2 separate regions of the Homo sapiens genome follow, and region 2 is linked to region 1. A link is an interaction called in ENCODE POLR2A ChIA-PET data of the cell type or tissue named here. Cell type or tissue: Caco-2. All regions are shown on one strand.

The links. Peaks named below come from ENCODE experiments on the same cell type or tissue, not always from the same donor. Only the 100,000 strongest peaks of a DNase experiment are listed, where the experiment ranks them.
Region 2: POLR2A ChIA-PET joins it to region 1 with 7 read pairs; 2 of 35 experiments call an interaction of 5 or more read pairs at or near these places.

What each region holds. Positions count from the first base shown.
Region 1 is chr17:81,805,607-81,809,606 of GRCh38, reverse strand. GCGR (glucagon receptor) reads right to left here. Exons shown (of 14, transcript NM_000160.5): 2 at 529-765. The coding sequence starts at 588. Among named protein-coding and RNA genes, the nearest start is that of GCGR, 3.5 kb to the right of the region's middle. In Caco-2, no CTCF peak of the experiment used is centred here; a DNase peak (open chromatin) is centred at 2,448.
Region 2 is chr17:79,879,165-79,883,164 of GRCh38, reverse strand. No RefSeq gene overlaps it. Among named protein-coding and RNA genes, the nearest start is that of LINC01978, 38 kb to the left of the region's middle. In Caco-2, no CTCF peak of the experiment used is centred here; no DNase peak of the experiment used is centred here.

The DNA of each region.
Region 1 (4,000 bases):
GCAGATGGATAGGCAGATGGACAGACGGACAGACAGGCAGACGGACAGGCAGACAGACAGGCAGACGGGCAGACAGGCAGACAGGCAGGCAGACAGGCAGGCAGACGGACAGGCAGACGGACAGGCAGGCAGACAGGCAGGCAGACAGACAGGCAGGCAGGCAGACGGACAGGCAGACGGACAGGCAGGCAGACGGACAGGCAGACAGGCAGACGGACAGACAGGCAGCAGACAGACAGGCAGGCAGGCAGGCCGACAGACAGGCAGGCAGATGGATAGGCAGATGGACAGATGGACAGGCAGACAGACAGGCAGACGGACAGGCAGACAGGCAGGCAGATGGATAGGCAGATGGACAGATGGACAGACAGACGGACAGGCAGACAGACAGGCAGATGGGCAGGCAGACGGGCAGACAGACAGACAGGCAGGCAGACAGGCAGGCAGGCAGGCAGGCAGACAGAGAGCCATCAGTGTGCAGTCCTCACAGGAGGGCCCCTGGGTGCTGAGGGTGCTGTGAGTCCTCACCTGGCAGGCCAGCAGCAGCAGCAACAGCAGCAGGGGTCGCTGTGGCTGGCAGGGGGGCATGCCTCTGGGCAGCTAGCTGCCTCCCACATCTGGCAGGGGCTGCACAGCTGGGGCAATGCAGTCCTGGTGGGTGTGTACGCTCCTCCGAGGGCAGCTGAGTGGCAGAGCAGCAGAGCCTGGGGCGTCCTGGCCAGTGGGGTGTCCTCCCCTGAAGCTGCCCCTCTGAGCCTCAGGGTCCTAGGGATAAAGAGGGAGCTGGGGGCCGGGCGCGGCGGCTCACGCCTGTAATCCCAGAACTTTGGGAGGCCGAGGGGGGTGGATCACGAGGTCTGGAGATCGAGACCATCCTGGCTAACACAGTGAAACCCCGTCTCTACTAAAAATACAAAAAATTAGCCAGGCGTGGTGGCGGGCGTCTGTAGTCCCAGCTACTCGGGAGCTTGAGGCAGGAGAATGGCGTGAACCCGGGAGGCAGAGCTTGCAGTGAGCGGAGATCAAGCCATTGCAGTCCAGCCTGGGTGACAGAGCGAGACTCCGTCTCAAAAAAAAAAAAAAAAAAAAAGAGGGCGATAGGAGGGAGGAGACCCCAGGAGGAGTCACTCTTGCCACCCAGGGCTGGCTGGCTGGCAGCTCTGAGGGTCGCAGAGCCCCTCGTCTCATTGCTGGTGGCAGCCACCTTCCTGCAGGTTGACCCAATGCTCTTGGGTGGGGGACCAGCCTCCCCAGATGGTGACCTCCTCCCTCAGTTGACAGCCCCCGGCTGCTTCCTCACCATCCTCCTCACCTATTCTTAGCCCCTGGGAAAGCTGGCTTGCCAGGCTGACCTGAGCCAATGTGCCAAGCGTGAGGGTGGCGGTGCCTGGACCTTCCATCACTTGGCCCCAGTGCCACAGCGAGCAAAGTGGCTGGGCTGGCTTGCAGCTGTGCCAGGCCAAGTGTGTGGGGCCCACACTCAGGGGTCTGTGTCACATGTGTGCCCCCTGCCCAGCACCGGGGTGCCTAGGTGCCTCGTGGGTGCCGTGCAAGGCTCGGTTGGGCTTCCTGGATCCCATGGGACGCCACAGGCTGGCTGCACAGTCCTTTGAGGTTAGCACTGCGGGCGTCGACTTGGAGGAGGAGCTGGCCTAGGGTGGGGGCACAGGGTGGGGAGGACATCCCCCGTGGTGCCTGCCAGGGCTGTGGGAGTCACAGCCCCTGGTCCCCATGCCACAGCCAGCATCTGAGCTGGGAGTTCGGGGTGGCAACAGCTACACAAATCGGCCTTTCGTTGCTACAGAGCCCAGTTTCTGCACCAACTGAATTCTGTGGGAGAAGCAGGGAGGGTCTTCCTGTGGGTCCACGTGCATGTGCGGGGTCCCGCGAGTGGCTGGCTATGAGCCCCCGGGCTGTTACGGGCTCTTCTTTGGGGCACCCTCAAATGGAATAAGAGGTGTGGATGGATGGCTGGGCAGATGGAGGGCCAGCCAGCTGGAAGGCAGTGCCAGGGGGAAGCCGGGGAGAGGGGCAAGGAGATGGGCGAAGGCTGCAGCTGGAGCAGAGGGTTTCCGGGCAGGCCTGGACTGCTGGCTGCCACGGGACAGCCTGGATTTTAGCCTCCTCCAGGTAGCGGCTGGGTGAGCCCGCGTGGGGCCAGCTCCACCCAGGGCTGCCCCGCTAACGGGGCCTGAGATGCCCCAAGCAGTGTGACAGCTGAATGACAGGGACAGGCACCTGCGTCACAGACTGCTAAAGAGCTCCCAACCGCAGCCCTTGGACCCTGGGCTCATGTAGGGGCCGATGGGAGGCAGGACCCGTGTGTCGCTGATCCCCAGTTCCTGAGCCAGGTGAGCAGCCATGCAGGCTTGGTGCTGGGGCGAAGGACCCACAGAGTAGGGGCCTCTCCCTGGCGGAGACAGCGGCAGGCGGGTGGGGGAGGAGGGGCAGTTTTGGCGTCCCCAGCTCTGGGGTCACGCAAGGGGCCTTATCTTCCCTGATCCTGATCAAACAGCCCCATCTACTGCCACTGTCCTGGGCGGCTCCGGCCACTGAGCCGGGCTGGGTGAGGAGCAGCAGGAGCCGCCTCTCCCCACTGTGTGCACCCCCAACCCAGAGGGGCCCTGGACGAGGGGCACTGCTAGGTGGGCAGGCTCAGGGGTGCAGGGGAGACCTGGGGCTCTGGGCAGGGGACGGGGAGAGGGACAAGGGGCAGCTGGAGCAGGGTGGATGGTGGAGATGCAGGCGGGGGACAAGGAGGAAGGACACTGGCCAATGAGCTGTTCCCTGCCTGGGCGCCTCGAAGTGGGGGTGGGGGGGGACGCGTGCTCACCCTGGGGGGAGGACCACCCAGCCAGGAGCTCCCTGGGCAAAATGACAGCCCCTTAGAGCCCAGCGTGGCCAAGCCTGGCTCTGCCCCAACTCTGCCAGAGAAACAGGAGCCATTCGATGCCTGTCATGTTGACTCTAGAGCCACTGGGAGCACCCCCCAAGCCAGTGCCTCCACACATGAGGTCCTCGCGTGCCAGGGCCCCACCTTCCAGCCGGGCAGCCAGTCTGGAGACCCCAGCGAGCCGAGGGAGGGGTTGGCTGCCCAGTCCCCCAGGCCTTTCTTTGAAACAGTCAGGACCCAGGAGTGGGGCTCTGTGTCCCCTCAGCCTCAACAGAAGGTTGGGAAGGTGGGGCTGGGGATCCTGGAGGATTCCCCCGACAGCTCAGCATCCACAGGCCACAGGTGGGCTCCCCATAGGGCACCCCTAGTCCCGGATCCCTAGGGGTCAGGGCCTCTGAATACAAGAGGTGAGGTGGGAGGCAATTCTCCACTGGGTCTCTGATAGTGAGGCAGGAGGTGCAGAAGTGTGAGCGTCCTCCGTTCCCTGCGGGTGGTGGGTCCCATATGGGTAGGGAGACTCCAGCTCCTCACCCCAACAGGGGTGGGTGGAGCCGGGGGGGGACCAATTTCCAGCTGAGCACCCATGAGAGAGCCTGGCCTGGAGAGCAGGGCTGAGGCTGCTGTGGTCCTGGGACGGGGACGACGATTTAACTTCCCAAGTGGGGACCCTGCCCCATCACTGAAGGTGACACCAGCCTGAAGGGAAGAAGGGAGGCTCCTCTGTTGATCTCACCCAGCCCTCTCCCCCGAGAGGAGACACTGACACCCCCGGGCCCCGGTCAGCCCAGGATCAATGTTTGTTGACTGAAGGAGTGGACAGAAACTCCCAGCTGTGGAGCTGCCACTCGGGGCTCCCCGGGGCCACAGTGCTCCGTATTACCCTTCCGGCGACACAGCTGGTAGGTGGGACGACCCACCAGGGACCCCACCCTCCACCTTCACAGTCCAGGTGACCAAGCTCCTTCTCAGGCCTTGGAGTCAGCTGAGAATTAGGGGAGGGGTTCCCAAGGTGCCCAATAGGGGGGGTTCCCGAGGTGCCCAATGTGGGGGTTCCCGAGGTGCCCAATAGGGGGGTTCCCGAGGTGCCCAATGGGAGGGTTCCCGAGG
Region 2 (4,000 bases), 1.9 Mb after region 1:
TTATCAAAATTAAAAATATTCATTAGAGGTTGCCTAGGGCTGGGGGTGGGGGTGGGGGTAGGAGAAAATGGGGCAGGACTGCTAATGCATATAAGATGATTTGTGGGGGTGATGAAGATGTTCTAATGTTGACAGTGGTGATGTTTGCACATATCTGTTAATACAAGTTGACCCTTGAACAACACGGGGGTTAGAGGCACTGACTCCCTGCAGTCAAAAATCCACGTATAACTTTTGACTCCCCCAAAACTTAACTACTAAGAGCTTACTGTTGTTCAAAAGCCTTACAGATAAACAGTTGATTCACACATATTTTGCATGTTATATGTATTATATACTGGATTCTTACTATAAGCTAGAGGAAAGAAAATGTTATTAAGAAAATCATAAGGAAAAGAAAGCATATTTACTGTTCATTAAGTGGAAGTGGATCATCCTAAAGGCCTTCATCCTCATGGTCTTCCCATTGAGGAGGAGGAGGAGGAGGGGTTGATCTTTCTGTCTCACGGGGAGCAGAGGTGGAAGGAAATCTGTGTATAAGTGGCCCATGTTGTTAAAATGAATATTGTTCAAGGGTCACCTGGATATTGAAAATCTTTGAGTTGTACATGTAAATGGGTGAATTGTGTAGTATATGACGTATATCCCAATAAAGCTATTTTAGTTTTAAAAAGAAAAAGTTAAAACTTCTGCTCTTCGAAAGAAGAGAATGGAAAGACACAAACTAGGAGAAAATATTTGTAAATAATTCATCCGATGAAGGACATATATAAAGAATATAAAAAGAACTCTCATAACTCAATCATAAGAAAACAACCCCCCACCTGCTTAAAAAAAGAAAAAAGTAGGCATAACATTTGAATAGATACTTCATCAAAGAAGTCATATATATATATATGTATATATACATATACATATGGCGAATAAGAAGATAAAAAGATGTTGAAAATCATTAGTTGTTAGAGAGATGCAGATTAAAACCACAACATGATACCACTACCCACCAATTAAGATGTCTAAAGTAAAAAGATTGATGAAATCAAATGTTTGGCGAGGGCGTGGCCGAAATAGAATTCTCATGTACTGCTGCTGGGAATGCAAAATGGTACAATGAATTTGGAAAAGGTTGCTGGTTTCTTAAAAAGTCAAAGATACACCTATTGTGTGGTCCAGCCATTTCATCCCTAGGTATTTGAGTGAAAGTATACATTTCATGAACGTATGAAATGTAGGATATGAAATGTATGAATGCCTGAATGTAAGAAATGAAAGTCCATACAAAGACTGGTACACAAATATTCATAGCAGCTTTATTTGTAATAGCTGAAGACTGGAAACAACTTATCAACAGGTAAATGGATTAACAAACTGTGTTATTTGCATACAATTGAACACTACTGTACAATAAAAATAAATGATCTATTCATAAAGCCAACAGCATGAATGAATCTCAGTATAATTATCCAAGTGAAAGAGGCCAGATGAAAAAGAGTCCATACTGTTGATTCCATTTATACAAAACTCTGCAAAATGTAAAGAATCTATGCTGACGGGAAGCAGAGTGTGGTTGCCAGAGGTCAGGACTGGGGAGCAGGGAAGCAGGGAGGGATGGAGGGAGAAGAAATGTGGGGAGCGATGGACGGGTTTACTATCTGATTGGGGTAATAGTTTTATGGGTGTATGCATGTCAAAACTTATCAAAGTATACCTTTTAAATTTGTGAGTTTTTGTTATCTCAATTATACATCATGGCCTGGTGTGGTGGCTCACACCTGTAATCCCAGCACTTTGGGAGGTCGAGGCAGATCACCTGAGTTCAGGAGTTCGAGACCAGCCTGGCCAACATGGTGAAACCCCATCTCTACTAGCCTGTAATCTCAGCTACTAGTGAGGCTGAGGCACAAGAATCGCTTGAACCTGGGAGGCGGAGGTTGCAGGGAGTCTAGATCATGCCACTGCACTCCAGCCTGGGCAACAGAGCTCGAGACTCCATCTCAAAAAAAAAAAATTATACATCAGTAGAGCTATTTTTAAAAAGTAACACCTCAGCTGGGTGTGGTGGCTCACTGGCCGGGCGTGGTGGCTCACACCTGTAATCCCAGCACTTTGGGAGGCTGAGGCAGGCGGATCACAAGGTCGAGAGATTGAGACCATCCTGGCCAACATGGTGAAACCCCGTCTCTACTAAAAATACAAAAATTAGCTGGACATGGTGGCATATGCCTGTAGTCCCAGCTACTCAGTAAGCTGAGGCAGAAGAATCGCTTGAACCTGGGAGGCGTAGGTTGCAGTGAGCCAAGATCGCACCACTGCACTCCAGCCTGGGTGACAGAGAGAGAGAGACTCCATCTCAAAAAAAAAAAAAAAAAAAAAAAAAAGTAACACCTCCCGGCTTTGGCAAGTGAAACCATGCAAAGATAAACAAAGAAAAGTTCACCATTTTCCCACCTTCCCTCCAATCTCACTTCTCCAAGGCATTCAGGGTCAGCAGCCAGTTTGGGACTGGTCCATGGATTCCTCCTATTCATACCCCACTGGTGGAGGGTAGCAGGATTATTTCTTGCTTCATATTAAAAAATGGAGATCATAACATACAGTGTCTATTTGGTATTCCCCCCTCTTTATCAAATATTTGATGGACATCCCCTTTCATGGTAATTGGCCTAGATTTAACTCATTCCATTTCAAGGCTGCCATGTGTAAATTTGCTACAATTTGTGTGTGTCGGGGAACGGGGGCTGCGGGCAGTTGAGAGCATTTTGCTCTGTCGCCCAGGCTAGAGCGCAGCAGTGCTATCACAGCTCACTGCATCCTCAACCTACCAGGCTCAGGCAATCCTCCTGCCTTAGCCTCCCTAGTAGCTGGGATCACAGGCATATGCCACCATGCCTGGCTAATGTTTTTGGTTTCTTTTTTTAGAAAAAGTCTTGCTCTATCACCCAGGCTGGAGTGCAGTGGCACAATCTTGGCTCAACCTCCACTTCCCTAGTTCAAGCGATTCTCCTGCCTCAGTCTCCCGAGTAGCTAGGATTACAGGCACGGGCCTGTATCCTAAACCACAACCAGCTGATTTTTGTATTTTTAGTGGAGAAGGGGTTTCACCATGTTGGCCAGGCTAGTCTCGAACTCCTGGCCTCAGGTGATCCACCTGCCTTGCCCTCCCAAACTGCTGGGATTACAGACATGAGCCACCATGCCTGGCCAATGGCTGGCTAATTTTTAAAATTATTTATAGAGATGGGATCGCATTATGTTGCCCAAGCTTGTCTTGAACTCCTGGGCTCAAGTAATCATTCTGCCTTGGCCTCCCAAAGTGCTGGGATTACAGGTGTCAACCACTGTGGCTGCCCTAAATATGCTACAATTATATACTTATAAAGATGTGCATTCACAAATTACTTCCAATTTCTTTATTTTTTTTGTTTTGCTTTGGTTTCACCACCATAGACAGTGCCGAAAAAGCATTCTTTTTTTTTTTTTTTTTTTTGAGGTGGAGTCTCACTCTGTTGACCAGGCTGGAGTGCAGTGGGGCCATATCAGCTCACTGTAACCTCCGCCTCCTGGGCTCAAGTGATTCTCCTGCCTCAGCCTCCTGAGTAGCTGGGATTACAGGTGTGTGACACCATGCCCAGCTAATTTTGTATTTTTAGTAGAAACAGGGTTTCACCATGTTGGCCTAGCTGGTCTCGAACTCCTGACCTCAGGTGATCCACCTGCCTCAGCCTCCCAAAATGCTGGAATTACAGGCATGAGCCACCGCACCCAGCTGGAAAAGCAATTCTTTTACATCTATTTTCATACCCCGTTGTTTTTGTTTCTAAAGAAGAGGTTCCCCAGAGTGGAATCACTGGGTCAAAGCTTATGTGTATTATTTTCATTTTAGTAGATATTGCCAGAGTACTTTCCCAGGAAGTAATTGCATTCACATTTCCACCAAGCATGTCCATGTCTATTTCCCCCAGGTTTTTTGCCTCAGTGAATCTTAGAGCTTTTATTAAAT